Regions from separate parts of the Homo sapiens genome. Here region 1 is linked to region 2. Evidence: read pairs that join two places in POLR2A ChIA-PET (ENCODE). Cell type or tissue: GM12878. All regions are shown on one strand. Each heading gives the region's core, and the rest is flanking DNA. Links, peaks and the distances in the headings are about the cores only. Region 1 has its middle 33 kb from the start of SMARCA2. Region 2 overlaps SMARCA2 (SWI/SNF related BAF chromatin remodeling complex subunit ATPase 2).

Evidence for each region. ChIA-PET counts read pairs that join two places held together with the same protein. Peaks named below come from ENCODE experiments on the same cell type or tissue, not always from the same donor. Only the 100,000 strongest peaks of a DNase experiment are listed, where the experiment ranks them.
Region 1: POLR2A ChIA-PET joins it to region 2 with 5 read pairs; 1 of 35 experiments calls an interaction of 5 or more read pairs at or near these places.

The regions. Positions count from the first base shown.
Region 1 is chr9:1,979,852-1,984,255 of GRCh38, reverse strand. No RefSeq gene overlaps it. Among named protein-coding and RNA genes, the nearest start is that of SMARCA2, 33 kb to the left of the region's middle. In GM12878, for the core only: no CTCF peak of the experiment used is centred there; DNase peaks (open chromatin) are centred at 2,015, 2,335 and 3,705.
Region 2 is chr9:2,085,716-2,090,119 of GRCh38, reverse strand. It overlaps SMARCA2 (SWI/SNF related BAF chromatin remodeling complex subunit ATPase 2), which reads right to left. Exons shown (of 34, transcript NM_003070.5): 18 at 3,049-3,291; 19 at 1,507-1,620. Among named protein-coding and RNA genes, the nearest start is that of SMARCA2, 73 kb to the right of the region's middle. In GM12878, for the core only: a CTCF peak has its summit at 2,224 (motif pointing right); DNase peaks (open chromatin) are centred at 2,359 and 2,959; H3K27ac peaks cover 1,110 bases.

The DNA of each region.
Region 1 (4,404 bases), core at 160-4,159, 110 kb after region 2:
CATGTAGTATAGTTTTAGTGAATGAAGAAAATGTATGTGTGTGTGTGTGTGTGTGTGTGTGTGTATGTGCGTGTGTATTTTTATGTACATAATTGCAATGCAATGACTAGTAAAAAAAAATTGCCTGGGGAATCTCAAAGCATGCCCTGCCAAAATTAAAATCAGAATGCCTACTTGATTACATATATAACTTTTGAGACGCACTTAGGGATGTATCCTGACTACAGTTTATGCCACAGTAAGAATGTGTTCCACCACCGAAACATGCACACACTTTTAAGAGCTCTGTATTATGGTGGTGATTCTGCTTAATGTTTTTGACCAACAGACTCCAACAATCCCCATGAATTAGCTGCAGTATACGTTGGGAAAGAGATTAGGTGAGGTCCGTGTAATACTCTGCTGAGGCGCTCTTCTTCAAGGGAGACCAGTTTCAGTATTTCTAACAATAGACCCCTCAGCTCCCACAGATTTTTCAGACGTTCATCTGAGTCCATCAAATGCTGAGGCTGAAGAGACACAAGCCCCTTTCCACGATTATAGCTGTCACCACTGGCCTGTGTGTAGGGTCGGGGAAGACCGGTGGCATTTTCTTTTTTAGAGAGATGTTTTTTACACTTGTTCTCTGAACTTTCTCTTTAATTTCTCTCACCCCAACAAGAGACCAAAATTAATTATTTCCTCATAGTAAGTCTTTCTCCCTCTCAATGGCAATACTAAATACAAATTGGAAGTATTATACATTGAGTAATGAAAAAATGTTAGGATTTACTAGAAAAGCTAAGAGATCATTTGAATTTAATAGTTGCTGTTGTTACCCAGTGCTGTGGAGGGAGATGATTTGGCATGGACTCCCATTTGCAAGCTGGGTAACCTGAGGCAAATCTCTTACCCTCTGTCTCTCATCCTTTGTTTCCTGTTTGACACTGAGGTTTGTTTTTCAGGGGGAAAAGAACCTCTAACTTAATCTGCCTATTTAAGGTCTTTTGTTTCAGTCCCTGTGAAAATTCAACCCCCAAGTAATTTGTTACTTCAGTCAGTATACAATTAACACACTATTGGAGGTTTATTAGCTGATAACTTCATCATTGCCACAGTTTTTCAAATTGATTTAATAATGGATGAAGCTAGGCCTAGAAGATGCTTTATGCATTTGACTTCTATCCTGGCTTAGGGCCTCATTAAAATTTGAATTTTGATGGTTAGCTTGTATTTTAACCAATAAACTAATTATCCCTCTACTTTTTAATCCTTAAAAGAAAATCAAATTTTTAATTAAAACAGAATCAGAAGAAGTCATAGTTTAGAAGGATGCAAATAACAGGAAAAGAGGGAAAAAGGCAGATTGTCAATGACTCTTAGAGAAATGTGTGCTATGGCAACTGGTATTTATTGGTCAAGACCAAAGTAATTTACAATTTACAATTTTTTTAAAAAAGATGTTCATATTTTTGCTTATTAGTGCTGTGAAGAATCAGTACTACAAATGGCACGATTAAACAAGGGATTCCTTTTTTTTACCTGCTTCACAAAATTGTTATAAGAATTAAATGTGGTAACATATATGAAAGCAATTTGCCGATTACAAAGTTCTCCATAAATGTGTAGTATTGCCACAGCAGCCATTTCTTAGAGACTATCAACTTTTAGGTCACTAATTTCTATGTGGCTTCATGGGCTTTAATTCAATGAGTTTCAGGAAAAAATAGGCCTTGATCAGTGCTGCAGAATGTGCCCCCATAAGAATACCAAATATACTGCCTGCAGAGTATTTTATTTGCTTTAAGGCCAAAGATCTTTTTCTTATTTTAAAAAATACATAAGACTTTCTGTTTATGAAACAATAAGTGGCAATGACAACTCTCAAGACTGAAAGCACTATTGTCTCATTTTAAGAACCACCTTCTTATTAGGAGAGGATGTTGTTGGCAGGAATGAATAATTAGGTAACTGTTTGTGGGCACATTTTCTTCAAGTCCCAAGGGGAACGTACAATTGTAACATCTCCTTGGATTATTTCACAAACATATGGCAAATGAAGCACCTGAGCCAGATGTACAAGCATATTATAGTATGTCTGTTTTAACTTAAAACTGTGAAATACATCAGATGGTGAAGTTATTTTGGTTGTGAACATCCATCATGGAAACAGTATGGAAGCATCTTTTCTTTGTTGTCCATTTTACTTGGACTGGAAATAATCAAGAACAAAACAGTTTGGAAATCCTCATTTGCAGTACAAGATTCCAGGTAAATTCAAGACCTAATGAAGTACATGGTCTGGGTTTAGCTGGGCCTCAGACATCCCCACATAGTTTGTTAATGCCTATCACCAATATTCACTGCTGGCAGGCCTGGAGTCTCAGATTACCCATGATTACTTTCAGTTCTTTTTTTCCCCTTCATCTTGTGTTTTTACTCCTCTGGACATGCATATGTGTTATTTAGTAGGTATTTTTTAAATAATGAGAATATATTTTCTACTGATTCAGTAGGGAGTTTTTGCTGTTTTTATTTTTAACCCTATTTTATTATTACAACATTGGTTGTTTATTTTACTAAACAGTCATCATCTGGTATTGGCTTCTTGGAATCATAGTAATCTAAGCAGAAATGCCCATCCCATTTGCTAGTGGGAACACTGTATTTTAAAATGAATGGTATACTTTTTAATCTGATTTACTCATGTTTCAGAATTAGAAGCTATAGATGCCACAGAACCCGCAAGTGTACAGTAAGAAAATAAGAATACACAGCCATGGGCAACTATATTTTCCCTTCAATGCATATGCGCTAATTCCATTAGCATTAATGAGTTCCCTGCACATGTACTTAAGAGAATGTGGACCAAGTCACAACGTAATCTATTTCTTTATCCAGGTTAAAGAAAGTGGCAGGGCGGCGGGACTTGCATTGTACTCCTGAGCTTTTCCTGAGAATTAGAATTATACAGGGCTGAGAGCATGCAAACAGTATGGTGGCAGTGACACCAGGGAAAAGGCACTTACTTTTTACAGCCAGTATGGCATACAGCAGAGATTTGGGGGTTGAATTACTATGGTTGGCAAATGTTGAAGCTGACAATAGAGGTCCACAGAGTCCTGGATATTCTGGCTTTGTGTTGCATCAAAATAAGGAAACAAAATATTTATGAACTTAATTCTGCCTCTCATTTTCCCGCCCTTGAAATGGCAATTCTCTGCATGATGATATGTATAGATGTGCAGTTCAGATGTGTTCCTAGCCAACACAGCATTGCCTAATGCGGTGCACCTGTGTTTTCTTGGTCACCCTGTTGTCACCAGGGTATGTTAAAGCACTCTCTCCAAAATAATTGAGTAGGAGGCAGGGCAGGGAGTGTCAGGGAAGGGGGCAGGATCTCTCCTCTCCCTTTATTTCTAATGTCTTCTCATTTGGAAAGCCTTGGAAAGTAGATGTAATTTCAAGTGACAATGTCAGGTTTATCCCAGTTCAGAGATGTTGATAAATCCTGGTATGGGACTGTGGTGACCCTGTGTGCCCTCATACGCTACCTGTCTCACAGGGATGTAGCTATATTTATAAAACACACATCTAATATTGCAGAACTGCTGAGGTCAGGGCATCTGAACCACACAGTATCAGGCATACAACCACACAAAACTTTGCATCACACAGAGGCCCCCTTTGTAAAGCTGCTAACCCAAGAACCTCTCTCCCAGATCAGTAAGGCCTCCAGTGTATTAATGACCCTTAACCTGAGCAAGCTCAGCACTCTGATGAGTCTGAGAAATGGACTTGTAGCATTGGGAGAAGCCACAGAAAGCTAAACAAAATGACTAGCAATGAAGGCAGACAACAAAACAAAGACACTGAATTTGTGCCCTTACCTTCATTTTCCCCCTGAAGATTTAAACTTCTGATGGTAAAAGCAATAATATTCTGACCTTAGAGGGCTGAGGTTCTGTGGCCAGTGGTTGTTTAAAGGATCATTCCTCAGCGGCACTGTATCACCAGCCCTAGCAGCGGCGGCGGTGGCGACAACAACCACAAAAACTGGAGTTCAGTCATATTGGCATCAGATTCTGGAAAGGGGAGGGCAGGGAGAGAGGGAGTCTATTGGCCTAAAAAGCTGAAACATCTGCTGGAGTTATTAACAGCTTTTTGGCTGAGTTCAGCAGCAGGGCACCTTGTGGTTGATAGATTCTTCTCTCAGCAATTCAAAACAATGCAGTTAAAGCAAATTCCTCATTTTCAGAGCCCAGCTTAATGAGGCATACAGTATTTTAAAAATAGTCACACTTAAAATGGTCAATAGCAGTGACTGCAATCAGTGGTTACCTTCAACACTCTATTGCGTTGTTAACTTTGCCAGGGTGATTGCATAACACGGATTTTTCAAAAGACCATGTAGCTCACTGTTTA
Region 2 (4,404 bases), core at 328-4,327:
TAATCACCTCATAATTCTTAAGCTGCAAAAATTTCAATTTTTCTCTAGTGGATTTTCTTACAACATAACATACTTTCAACTTGCAATATATTTTTAAAAATCTATCTGTATTAGCCAGTCTTAGAAGTGAATGAACAAGATTAAGAAGTCTTATGGAATGAATAAATGAAGGGCTTCAGTTAATTGCCTTTTATTTTATACCTCTTGTAAAGAAAAAAAAAGAAATTATGGGATAAATTAAAATGTTTAACATTCCATCTCTATCACTTGCAGAATCACCGTAACTGTATGCTAGGAAGTAATTCAAGGCACCCACATGGCCACTATACCCATTCATCAATTTATCTACTCAGTAACTAAACTCCATCTTGAACAGAAAGGGTGCTACCCAGAGGCCAAGACCACAGGAAGTCCAAGGGAATATCAATAGCATTCTACGTCCAAGATGCATTCACCAGCAGAATAAAATACTTAAATACGTAGACTTTCACTGAGATATGCATGGTATAAAAGTCATTTTTAATTTTTTTTCTGACAATGCATAAAGGATTAGGGAATAAAATTCTCTCGTAACAAAGTGATCAACGTTGTACACCATCTTGAAAACTCCCACTTAAAAATGAACAGGATGAACCAATCTGTCCAAAAATAGAGTCGTTACCCAGAAAAACCACAATCATGCAAAAATAAGACATTTCAGAATTGGCTCTTCTAAAGAAAAAACTCAAATCAAAATACCTCATGCAACAAATAGTACACAATGCTAAACTGTCTCTAAGAGAATGAAACTTAGAATTCAAATATGCATGGTTCCAAAATATGATCAGAAACATATTAAACTAATACTCACATCCAACCCCAAAACATGGAGCTAAGGGCTCAAAAGGTGTTCTAAAGTACTGCAGACTAAGTTTCCAAAAGTTAGTCCGAAAAATACTGGCTTAAAATGTTCACAGGAACTTAATTTTTATGGCACAGAACAAAAATAATGTCCCCGAATAATTAGATGATGTGTCTGTAATTTGCAGGAACTCTGTTTTTTCACTTACTGTCAGAATGGTGACATCACAAACATCAAATGTTAAATAAATTTCTAGAAAACCTGTAAATGTTTACCACCCCCTTCAATGATGATACAAGTCCCCAACGCCAAATCTTCCATTCACTTATAAGCAGAACAATTCTACAGTGCCTGCAACAGTGAACTCAATGAGGTCCGTAATTTAAAAAAAAAAAAAAATCTAAAATTAAAATGTAAATGAGACTCAGTGAATTTGATAATTTCATAAAATCTGCTCGAACGCTTTTGGAAAACAGGCTGCAAATGCTATAATTTCCCTGCTCTCTCTAGCCCTATCAAACAAAAAAACAATTTAAGATATTTTCAAGATACTATTAACTACAATATGAGTCTGCTGTTTCAGAAACACAATTTCAGAGGCAGGTACTTCAAATATATTTGCTGGAGGAAAAAAAAAACCCACAACTTTTGGTTGTGCAACATACTTTTTCGGGAAGCTGGGATTCAACTTCTTTCTTCAGTCTCCTTAGTAAAAATGGTCTTAACACCTTATGTAGACGCCTGATGATCAATATAGTTTCTTCTTCATTTAAGTCCACCTGTAAGAGAGGCTTATTATGAATTTGATTTTTTAAAGAAAAGGATGTTTCATACAATAAAGCTTTATGTTACATATGTGTGGTTCAATACATGATTGACATTTTACATGCATTAAAGCCAAGTTTAAGCCTGTCATATCTACCTCTGAATTATCTTCCCACCTGCCTACCAAGTGGTAACAAAATGACCTCTAAATAGGTGTCTTTGTCTTAACGCTGAGTTCTATGGAAAAGAGCCCGGAAGCCACCAGTTTTTTATCAGTAGTGTCAACAGCCTCAAATTGTATGGGATATGACTGTCAATGAAGACAGACTGAAGACTGAGATAGAATGGGAGAAGGTGGGCAACAGTTAATATGTTCCCTATTTAAAGTGGCAGCCTTAAGTTAGGCCCTTCGTCTTGGTTGTCTCAGACACAGAAACATACTAAAGGAACAGGGGCTTGAACATATAAAGAAGAGGAACAAGAGTTGATCCAGTTTATGCTGGTGGACCTCTAAGTCCCTCTAACTTCACTCCTTTCCTTTTCTCAGCCCTATCTAGTTCAAGTTTAGTCCATCTTATACATTTCCCGGCTTTCTCTTTCACCTTCTCCTATTAACCTCTAGGGGGCAGAGTTGATTGACACTACTTTCTACAAATGGGCAAGCCAGTGAGTTAACTACTGAGGATGGGCCCATGTGCCTCAACATCAAAGGGCCAAATAATTCAAACCGAAATTTTACTAAAGCATTTTTAGTGGCTTTTCATTCCTATGAATGAGGAACCACTATGAAAATGACACGTGCCCATTTCTTTTCTTGCAATGGCCCATTGTCTACCTTTCATAAATGAGCTCTTAAGAGAAGACAGTGGAAGGAACAATAAGAAATTGGAAAATAAATGGCTACTCCAGGAAGACTATTTATGTACACACAAAACTGAAAATCACATTAAAACCTAAAAAGAAAAAAAAAAGGTCTGCAGAAAATGTGTGAAAACTAGTTCTGTTTTACACACAAAATCTTTATGTGGAAATATTTTAAAGGGAACTCCAAGTTTGTAACAAGGAAAGATTTGTTTAAAGCTTGTATTTAGTTGGTTAATTTGGTCTGGTTAAATTACTTCAGCAAAATATCTCCATGTTCATCCTCCCTGTGGCCCACTGCAGTTAAGCATTCCACCGGTTGGGACCCTTTTCTGGTAGCCTGGTAAACATGCTGGCAAAAGACAAAGGGGTTAGATGCCCCATGTACCACTAGATCCATTTTCCTAGGAGGGGAAAATAACCCCACCACAAGACCATGTCCACCCACCGATGGGTTTCATAAAATAAACAACAGTGGAAACCACCCTGCGGGTGTTCTGTGGCTCTAATGTTCTCAGCTTTAGGGCCTTTCATTTCATGTCATTATCATGCAGTGGAAAAAACAGAACTCAGACCAGTACCCTTTCACCAGTCATGGCAAATGGAGCATTGAACCATTGTTCAAATGTGCTGCAGCTCTTAAAAATTGTTGGGAGGAGGAAGTTGAGGAGGGCCCAGAGTTCAGGGAGCTTATTCTGCAGCGGGGTCCCAGTCAAGAGGATCCTTCTGGGGGCCACATAGTGAGTGTTCAAGACCTGAGTCAGCTTGCAGTGGTGATTCTTCATTCGGTGGCCTTCGTCCACTATCATGTATTTCCACCGAATCTATAACACAAGAGGAAGGACGGACGTGTAGTAAGCAAGGGAAAATACAACTATTTCCAACAAGCAAGTGGTGGTGCGGAAAACCAAAGAACCCATCCTTGGTATATGATATGCTGTGATTACCTTTGAGACAAGGGAATCTCAACAATGTCTCATGCCTGATAGGCCGCATAAGACATCCTATAATAATAGAATGTTAAAGGAACAATGTTCCTTACAGACCACGTAATTCCAAATCAACTTTTTACAAAGAAGGAAATTTGGGTCCAGAATGACATGGTTGTTTCCACGTGTGGATCCTGCCTCTCCCCATCCAATGCCCCTTCTATTAATACGTTATCATGACAGCTATCCCAGATTTCATGGTCATGCTATTTCAGCTCATGACAGGCACAGAATATAGGTACCCACCTGAAGCAGAGGTTAATGACTGATTTTTCCAAGATGGCCCTAGCAGGTTCTACAGCTGAGATATTCTTGGCTCCATGCCTTCTTTTCTATTAGCCTGGCTGGTTACTACCTTTAGGGCTTGGCCCGGAAGTGTGTTTTGTTTTGTTTGGACTGGTTGCTAACATTTAAAAGTTGGACTATTTCACATTAAATTTGTACATACGGCTTTTCAAAAATTAGGTCTGACAACGAAGCTCCCTCAATACACGCACATTCCTTACCTGCCAGATCTAGGACCCCTGTTTTATCTAAAATAAAAGAATATACTCACTGGCAGAAAGCGCACTGCAAAAATATCACTCCTGTATTTATGCCAAAACTGCAGAATTAAATACAGCATACTTCCCCAACATGACGATTGCGTAAAACGTCCAGAATGCTTATATGGCCCAGTCCTCCTTCCTGTCTACACAGTACGTTCCCTCTCTCATACCTTACCCTTCAGTCCTCTTAAGAGCACTGTTCAGTTTCTTAAAGTGAGAACAATGAGGAATGTTCCACTAAGCCTATCCATTCTCTACAAAACAGTGGCAATGGCCAAGAAAAACATCTGGTGCTCAGATGTCCCCAGATCCTGCTGCAAAGCTCCTAGAGAGAGAAGGGAGATGAGGAAAGTATTCTATACAGTCCTTGCCTTCCTCATTAGAAGCATCAGACGTGCCA